Regions from separate parts of the Homo sapiens genome. Here all the other regions are linked to region 2. A link is a contact called in ENCODE Hi-C or POLR2A ChIA-PET data. All regions are on one chromosome and are shown on one strand. Each heading gives the region's core, a stretch centred on a gene start or an enhancer-like site at or near the end of the contact. The rest is flanking DNA. Distances are from core to core; before and after follow the strand shown. Region 1 overlaps RAB8B (RAB8B, member RAS oncogene family). Region 2 holds the start of TPM1-AS (TPM1 antisense RNA). Region 3 overlaps RAB8B (RAB8B, member RAS oncogene family).

Region 1 (2,700 bases), core at 27-2,526, 160 kb before region 2:
ATGCCACAACGCCCAGCTAATTTTTGTATTTTTATTAGAGTAGGGGTTTCACCATGTTGCCCAGGCTGGTCTCGAACTCCTGACCTCGTGATCTGCCCGCCTCTGCCTCCCAAAGTGCTGGGATTACAGGCGTGAGCCACCGCGCCTGGCCTGGAAACCACTTTTGTTTTGTTCTTGAGAGCAGATATAAGCGATGGAAATAAATGGAAAATGTAGAAAATTATTTGGAAGACAGAATTTACTCATTTTAAGTTTCAACACTCATATAAACAAAAGCAGTTGGAAAGAACTCATGTAGGAATTCCCCATAACCAGAAGGAAGATTGTTTTGTTTTGGGTTTTTTTTTAAGTGTCCATATTACAACTTAAATTTACAACTTAAGCTTTTATCATTATTTTAAAAATGAAAGTGGTATCATCTATAGTCATAAATGCACAGCCTACTGAATTTAAAAGAGGAGCACATTCCAGTTTTAGGCATAAGTACAGTAACTAAATAGACTTGAACAAGAAATTCTTTATCCAGTACAGATTTTCTGAGCATTTGGCACTATACAGAAAACCATGATTTACTAAGCACCAATCAACTGACCTAAGTTACATTATAACAGCACCCCTAGCCTATCCTCTGCTTTGCCCCACGTCCCCCTCCAAACATATCCACCTGAAATAGTACCTAGAAGACATTTGTCCTTATCAGATTTTATTTGAAGGAAGAAGTCAGAAAGGAATTATCTAGTAATAACTTAGTTACAATTTCAGGTACCAGCAGAGAAGCCAAAAAATGAAAATTAATCTGTGTACAAGCTGAAATTGTCCCTAGTTCTGAAAAGAGAATAGTCAGAACCTAGAGAGTTCCTTTTTGATTCCAAAGAGGGAAGGAAGGGAGGAAAGAAGGGAGGAAGAGAGGGAGGGAGGGAAGACTTAGACACTAAAACATGCTTTAGGCCTCTGCCAAAGCCTTATAAAAAACTAAGACAAACCTCATAGTTAACTACTGACAGTGGCATGTGCTTTTAATTCTATTCTGAAAATGTGCATGCAAGCAAGGCAAAATTATATCATGGTTCTCATTTACATTTATCATTGCCTCACTATGGGAATATATAATCACATACGGACATCTGTGGATGATTATATACAAAGACGGGCCTTTCAAGATCAAGTTTAAGAGTTCTAGTGTCTTTCTATTCATACACCAATCATGAAGCAATTCACTAGAGCTGTTTTAGGGAATACGGAAATATTTGGGGAAGTCCAGAGGCTGTCTCCTCATCACGTACAAAAATTTTGTAATAATTTCCTTCACCTCCCCCTCTTCCCACAGTAAAGCTCAGCAGTGACATTTCCTTTCCCCTATCTAGTTATATGAATCACTTTTTACTTTACTACATTTTTAGGGATTCTGTGTTTTTACCTTGAATCAAAAGTGATGCCAAATTATCACTAATACATCTTGACTCTTCTGATCCCCAATCAGAATTTCCCCTCCCCTAATTGAAAGTGACATTTTCTAGTACAAAAATTTTCACGCAAAATGAGGTTAGACTAGAATAAATATGAGTCAGATGAACATGAACTGAAACAGAAAAATGTGCTGGTGCAATCCCTCCCTTAACAACTTTATCTCACAACCCCGGATGTTTAAAAATGATAAACATGGTGACCTATCCAAGAACAACCTGGATATCAAGTTTTCGTTGTTTGTTTTTTGCTGCGAACTAGTTCAGCATGCTCTGCTTGTTATACATCAAGGATGCCTCTACATCAATTCAGGAGGAAAGACTACAACGCACTGTGTAGGAAGATGGGGCTTTTAGGCCAGGCACTGTGGCTCATGACTGTAATCCCAGCGCTTTGGGATGCTGAGGCAGGAGGACTGCTTGAGCCCAGGAGTTCAAGACCAGCCCAGGCAACATAGAGAGACTCCCTCTCTTAAAAAATTAAATAAAATGAGCTGGGCATGGTGGGACACACCTGTAGTCCCAGCTACTTGGGAAGCTGAGGTGGGAGAATCACCTGAGCCTGGGAAGTTGAGGCTGCAGTGAGCCATGATTGCGCCACTGCACTCCAGCCTAAATGACAGAGTGAAATCCTGTCTCTAAAAAAAAGAAAAAAACACAGGGCTCTTCATGTTGTTGAATGATCAACTAGGGGCAACTCCCCTTCAGCCATGACAGTTATGAGATGTCTATCAATATCTATCATGACCAGTCACTAGTTGCAATTGACTAGTGTCAGTCAATATATGACAATACTAAGAAAAATGCGGTGCTTGGCAAAAAAAATCCACCAAAACTATGACTGGATTTAACTGGAAGTTAATTTTGAACTCTACCACACTACCTGTACTTTTAAGAAGATACATTTAAAGAAAGTAAATACTAAACACAGTATCAGGAAGCTTTATAAAGGAAATATCAAACTATGGCTCTCTCTAAAGTCTTGCGTAAACATTCTTTCCTATTCTAATGGCCATCAAAGTTAAGGATATAATAGGGTTAAACCAGAATCTCAATGAGAGAGATGGTGAACACATATAGTCTGGGGTAGAACACAGTTATAATATCACAGTACGTGAGACAATAATCTCCCAACCTCCCAACTCAGAAAGGGACAAGAATTCACTCAATCTGGCTGTAGTTTCAGGAACATCTGTGAAGCATTTCCCAGTATTCTCAGTAATTTCTATACTTCCGA
Region 2 (2,700 bases), core at 201-2,700:
CTGCTAGCTTAACTCACAGCCCAAGCTACATCTAAATACCTAAGTCAGCTACATTTAAGTTCCAATTTCAGAAGTTAGGAACAACTTGCAGCCTGAAAGTCTCTCTTCAATGGTCTGATCCAGTCTTCAAGTTGCTGTCTTAAAAGGTTCTGTGTTCAATCAATCACCCAGGTAGATTGTTTGCAAAGATTACTTAAAAAAATTGAAACTACTTAAACTACTTTTGATATAAAGCCGTGAAAAGAACGAAAGTACTATCTTTAGCCAACTGGCACAGGAAGAGTTCTGTTATAAAAACGACGTGCAAAAGAGAAGGTAAGAATAAAAGTAATAATGTGCCCTTCATAAAATTTATCTTTTGTGTCTAACATCAATCACTAGGCCAGGAGCCAATACAAGGCTCTCCTGCATAGGGTCACACATACTCTTTCTTAGCAGGGTGAGGAGACCTCAGACTTCTACCACTGATACCACTTTAACCCATCAAACATGCCTACCAGCCCGCCCACTTCCTCTTCATTCAAGCCCCCCGCCCCAACAAATGTTGATTAAAAGCAGTAAATGAAGTGTTTTATGATGTCATGAAATGAGCAGGCCATCTTTAAGACCTCTTGCTGGGTGGGGAACTGAAGGTGAAGGAGCACTGGGCTGCCAGGGCTGTGCAGTTTTAATGACAGCGGGCACACAGCACTTACCCTTTTGCGCCAAGCATCAGTGTACTGTCTTTACATAGTAACTCCTTTAACCGACAGGTAGATGCTGTTACTATCCACACTTTACACACAGGGAACTGAAACACAGAGATTAAGTAACTTGCCCACTGCTAGTAAGTAGTGGAGACAGGATTCAAGTTCTGACAGTCTGGGTCCAAAGTTCTTGTTTTTATCCATCATATTCTATATAGTTCTAATGGTTCAAGGACAGCTACTAGCGAGTAAGGGAGTCGGAATTAGTTTACCACCCAGCCAAGTTCAGGGATATCCACAGGACTTTTGCTGACTCGTCCTATAAAGCAAATACTGAGAATTATCTTTTGCCTATTAATTTCCTTATTCCTGCTTGTATTTTATCTGAAACTTTCTCTAGTTGAGCTTTCCTCTGAAGAGGACCATTTCAGGTCTTGAAGTTTCTGTGGCCAGCCATACAGCCATTTACAAACACTTAACTAGAACGATTTACTCAACTCAGAACAACCCCGTATATTAAGCACAGCAGGACATCATACTATCAATTGTCATAAAACTCCCAAGGTGTTTGTTTCAGTATCTTCATTAAAAACACACACACACAAAATCGACAAATATCCAATACTAGACTACCTCTGAAATCCTGTTCGTGTTTGCTGGATACATTTGCCTTAGAAGAAAGGAAGGAAGCCAGGTATTACATTTAACAAGGGGGAGGGGAAGCCCGCAAGAGAATACACCCAATAACTGTTGACATTTCGCCAACTTTTTCCAAGACTTGGTAACAAAGCATTATCTATCTGTATGAGAGAAAAGGGGAGGAGGACTGCTGAAAAAAGGGACGGGTTAAGGGTTTTGCACTATAGTTTAGCTCTTCCAGCAGAACGCGGCGCTGTCAAGCTGTCAATGTCTGTCTACCGCCTCGGAGACACAGGCCGCCGGGAAACCACAGGGTCGACGGGAACGGCGGAGTGTAGCATCCCCGGGCCCCAAGTCCACAGTGCCTCTCCCACTTGACCTGTCGGCGCCCCTTCTCAAAGTACGGATCTCCAAGAGGAAGGACCTCCTCCCTCTCCACTCTCAGAGTAAAGCAAGCCAGCAGCGCAAAGTGCACCTCCCGGGGACGCACAGACACGACTGAAAGCCACCACCCCAGAAACAGACCCTTCCTGGGAAAATGCTCCTTCCAGAACCTTCTCAACACCACCCGTTTCCCCTGGGAGCGTTTACTTTGGATCAGCGAGATGGAAAACAAAGGCTCAGGAGAACAGGCCGGGCCCCTCCCCAGAGCCCGCCGCCAGCTGGCCCAGGTGCGCCAGGTGCGCCCTGGAGGCGTGGGGACGAGGGACCGGGGCCTGCGGGGGGGGAAGCAGGAGGGCCCTGCGGGGCTGCCCCGGGAGGATGCGCCTCTGGGGGCTGCGGGGTGATGGGTGTATCCCTTACGGTCTCCCTCAGCTTCCTCTCGTGGTCCAGCTCGCGCTGCAGGGTGCCCGCGCGCTCCTCAGCGGCGTCCGCCTGCTCCTGCAGGCTCCGGATCTTCCTGCGCACCGCCTCCAGCGAGCTACTCCCCGCCATCGCGCCGGACGGTAGGCGGGCGGGAGGGCTGCAGTGGGAGAGGCCGGCTGCTGCCCTGCGGACCCGGCTGCCGCGGCTGTCCTGGCTGCCCAGCGCCGGTCCGCCCCGCCCAGGCCTCTCTGTGCGATGGCGGCGCCCCCTGCGGCCAGGAGCAGTCCGGAAGTCGCAGCCTCCAGGGCTGCGCAGACAAACCGCAGGCGGGCGCGCGCGGCTGGGAGGGGCGCGCGCCGTGGATCCCGGGACTGGCTGGGGGCACTGCGCATGCTCGCGGCGGCGGGGAGAAAGGCGCTCCCGGCGCGCTGCGGGGGTACCTGGTGAGCTGGGCGCTCCGGGAGGCCACTGCACTAGGGCTCTGGCTTCCACTTCTAGGGCCCCTCCGCGGCGCGGTGGTGACCCGGGGTAACGGAGCTGGCTGCTAAGGGCAATAGCGACTCCTGCT
Region 3 (2,847 bases), core at 78-2,577, 190 kb before region 2:
TAAGAGATTACACATTCAGTCTATAACCCTACAGCTCTTGTCACTTCATGCATGGATTATTTGTAATAGCTTTCCAGGATACTGTGCCAACATCTCTCCCTGGTCTAATTCCCCTACATGTCACTTCTAGACTAACTTGCAACAATCCCTGTGGTAATGTCACTGCACTATTTAAGAAGCCGTGGAGCCAACTTCTTCAGCCTGGTGATACAGCCTTTCCCACCAGATGCACCATTCTCCTGACACTGCAAACCTCAGAGTTTCTCCAAATGAGGCCTTTTGCTTCTCTCAGTGGGCCCCATACCTCCTTTCCTGCACTCCTGCATGACCACCTCACTTTGCAGCCTTCTCTGAGGATGCCATTCCACCCATGTAGTTCCCTCTCTTCTCTCCTCAGCTCTGCCTCAAAGCCTGGTTTTTGCACAGTGATTTAATCCTGTGTTATTGGGTTTTATTAACATAGTGCCCTGCAATTGCTCTCAGATCATGCGAAGACTCCATCCTCTCTTTGCCAGTTAAGTTGTGCACAGAAACATGTGTACAGTAACTAAATTAAAGGGTAGGTACTCTTACATATTTAAGTAAATATTATATACTACTAAGGGTAAAGATGGCTTTAAAAACTTTGGAAATTTGGCCAGGTGCGGTGGCTCACGCCTGTAATCCCAGCACTTTGGGAGGCCAAGGCAGGCAGATCACCTGAGGTCAGGAGTTGGCCAGCCTGGCCAACATGGCAAAACCCCTACTCTACTAAAAAAATTAGCTGGGTGTGGTGGTGGGTGCCTGTAATCCCAGCTAGCGGGGAGGCTAAGGCAGGAAAATGAATCACTTGAACCCAGGAGGTAGAGGTTGCAGTGAGCCGAGATTGCACCACTGCATTCCAGCCTGGGCAACAGAGTGAGACTCTGTCTCAAAAAAAAAAAAAAAAAAAACTTCGGAAATTTCTTAATATATTATAGTTACAATAGTCAGGATGCTGAGAAATCTTATTCCAATAAGAAAATGAAGACACATTACAATTAGCTTGACAATAATATCAGTAGTGGATTAACATTCATGTTAAAATTTAAAGCAAAGATAATTTCCTGATGCTACTCCAGGGATTAAAAGAATAATTAGCTGTAAAATGATAATATAATCAGGATGCTTTCAGCTGCAAATAGCAGAAACCCCAAATCAAACTAGCTTAAGGCAATTTGTTGACTCATCTACAACAAGTCCAGTGGTGAATGGGGTTCAGAGATGGCTCAATCTAGGGCTCCAGCTCATTTCTCTGCACCTCCCTGGGTTCTGCCCTCCAGGGAGTATCAATTTCACACTCTTGACTGATAGCAGTTCCTGACCACAACAGCAATACCAGAAGAAAAGAGATTATTTTCCTCTTCCTCTCAAAAGTGAGAAAGCATTTCCCCAAAGCCTCCAACAAGTTTTCCTTCATGTCTCATTTCTGGACTTATAACCATGGGAATGTCATGTTCTGGCAGGCTAAGGCTGAATTCCTGAACTAATCACTGCCACGGGGAATTACCAAGATTGGATTAATCTAAATCCATTCTCTAAATTTAGATTAATCAAGTCCTATCCCTGGAGCTGGGTCACTCCTAGAATCCATAGGCTGCTAAAAATAGAATAGAAAGGCTATTGAGAAAAATCATAATATCCTCTATATTATATACCTATTATATATCCTCTATATAATACTCAAACCTATCTCATTAATAAAATTTTATATTCATAGCTATATGAAAGGACAAACTGTATACTCATATCTATATGAAAGAGCTGCACTACTATCCTGTCATGAATGTTATTACATTTAATGAGAAACTGTAGTACTTCTCTGAAGGCAATTTCATGTAGTGTTCAGCTAAGAACTAGAAAATAAGAAAGAAAAAGGGGACAATGAGCAGCCCAAGTAGCTGCCACAACATCTCTGTGCTGAACTGTGACCACAGCTGCTAGGAGAGTCCTCCAGCCCACAACTCCAAAGACTTGGCTTATCCCCTAGCCCCAGATGACTGGAGACTAGAAAGAAGGAGGGGGCTATCACACCAACAGCAGCAAGAACCAGAGGTCATCCTGGCAGTAAGGGAGCAACTTTTTTTTTTTTTTAATTTAAAAGGACTATACAATCTCAAAAAACATAGTTTTTGAAGGACATTATCCTTCAGGTCAAAAAGCCCTTTGTTTAAATTATACTACAGAGCTATGGTAACCAAAATGGCATGGTACTAGCATAAAAATAGACACATATACCAGTGGAACAGAACAGAGAACCCAGAGATAAATCTATATATCTACAGTGAACTCATTTTGACAAAGGTGCCAAGTACATACATTGGGGGAAAGGACAGTCTCTTCAATAAATGGTGCTGGGAAAACTGGGTATCTGTATGCCGAAGAATGAAACTAGACCCCCACCTCTTGCCATATACAAAAATCAAATCAAAATGGATTAAAGACTTAAACCTAAGACTTCAAACTATGAAACTACTAAAAGAAAACATTGGGGAAACTCTCCAGGACATTGGATTGGGCAAATATTTCTACAGTAATACCCTGCAAGCACAGTCAACCAATGCAAAAATGAACAAACAGGATCACATCAAGTTAAAAAGCTTCTGTACAGCAAAGGAAACAATGAGCAAAGTGAAGAGACAACACACAGAATGGGAAAAAATATTTGCAAACTACCCATCTGACAAGCTATTAATAATCAGAATATATAAGGAGCTCAAACAGCTCTACAGGAAAAAATCTTATAATCTGATTTTAAAATGAGCAGAAGACCTAAGCAGACATTTTTCAAAAGACATACAAATGGCAAACAGATACATGAAAAGGTGT

The links. A loop is a pair of places that touch in the nucleus more often than their neighbours do. ChIA-PET counts read pairs that join two places held with the same protein, here RNA polymerase II (POLR2A). Pooled maps may share reads with other maps.
Region 1: a pooled map shows a loop between it and region 2 (4-fold over the local background). The contact joins the enhancer-like site here to the promoter of TPM1-AS in region 2. A Hi-C loop is called at or near these places in 1 of 37 single-sample maps with no recorded cell type and 5 of 50 pooled maps. POLR2A ChIA-PET finds 5 or more read pairs at or near these places in 1 of 52 experiments (H1).
Region 3: a pooled map shows a loop between it and region 2 (3-fold over the local background). The contact joins the enhancer-like site here to the promoter of TPM1-AS in region 2. A Hi-C loop is called at or near these places in 4 of 50 pooled maps. POLR2A ChIA-PET finds 5 or more read pairs at or near these places in 4 of 52 experiments (CD4-positive, alpha-beta T cell, H1, MCF 10A and 1 more).

What each region holds. Positions count from the first base shown.
Region 1 is chr15:63,211,252-63,213,951 of GRCh38, reverse strand. The region is part of intron 1 of RAB8B (RAB8B, member RAS oncogene family); the gene reads right to left. Among named protein-coding and RNA genes, the nearest start is that of RAB8B, 23 kb to the right of the region's middle. Within about 2 kb of position 1,276, at least 13 of the 41 ENCODE cell types and tissues checked have a DNase peak (open chromatin) inside an H3K27ac peak, as active enhancers do.
Region 2 is chr15:63,048,137-63,050,836 of GRCh38, reverse strand. TPM1-AS (TPM1 antisense RNA) reads left to right here and starts at 1,450. Exons shown (of 2, transcript NR_147233.2): 1 at 1,450-1,996; 2 at 2,142-2,700. The region is part of intron 2 of TPM1 (tropomyosin 1); the gene reads right to left. RefSeq lists a silencer at 1,984-2,643.
Region 3 is chr15:63,237,496-63,240,342 of GRCh38, reverse strand. All of the region lies in intron 1 of RAB8B (RAB8B, member RAS oncogene family), which reads right to left. Among named protein-coding and RNA genes, the nearest start is that of APH1B, 39 kb to the left of the region's middle. Within about 2 kb of position 1,327, at least 4 of the 41 ENCODE cell types and tissues checked have a DNase peak (open chromatin) inside an H3K27ac peak, as active enhancers do.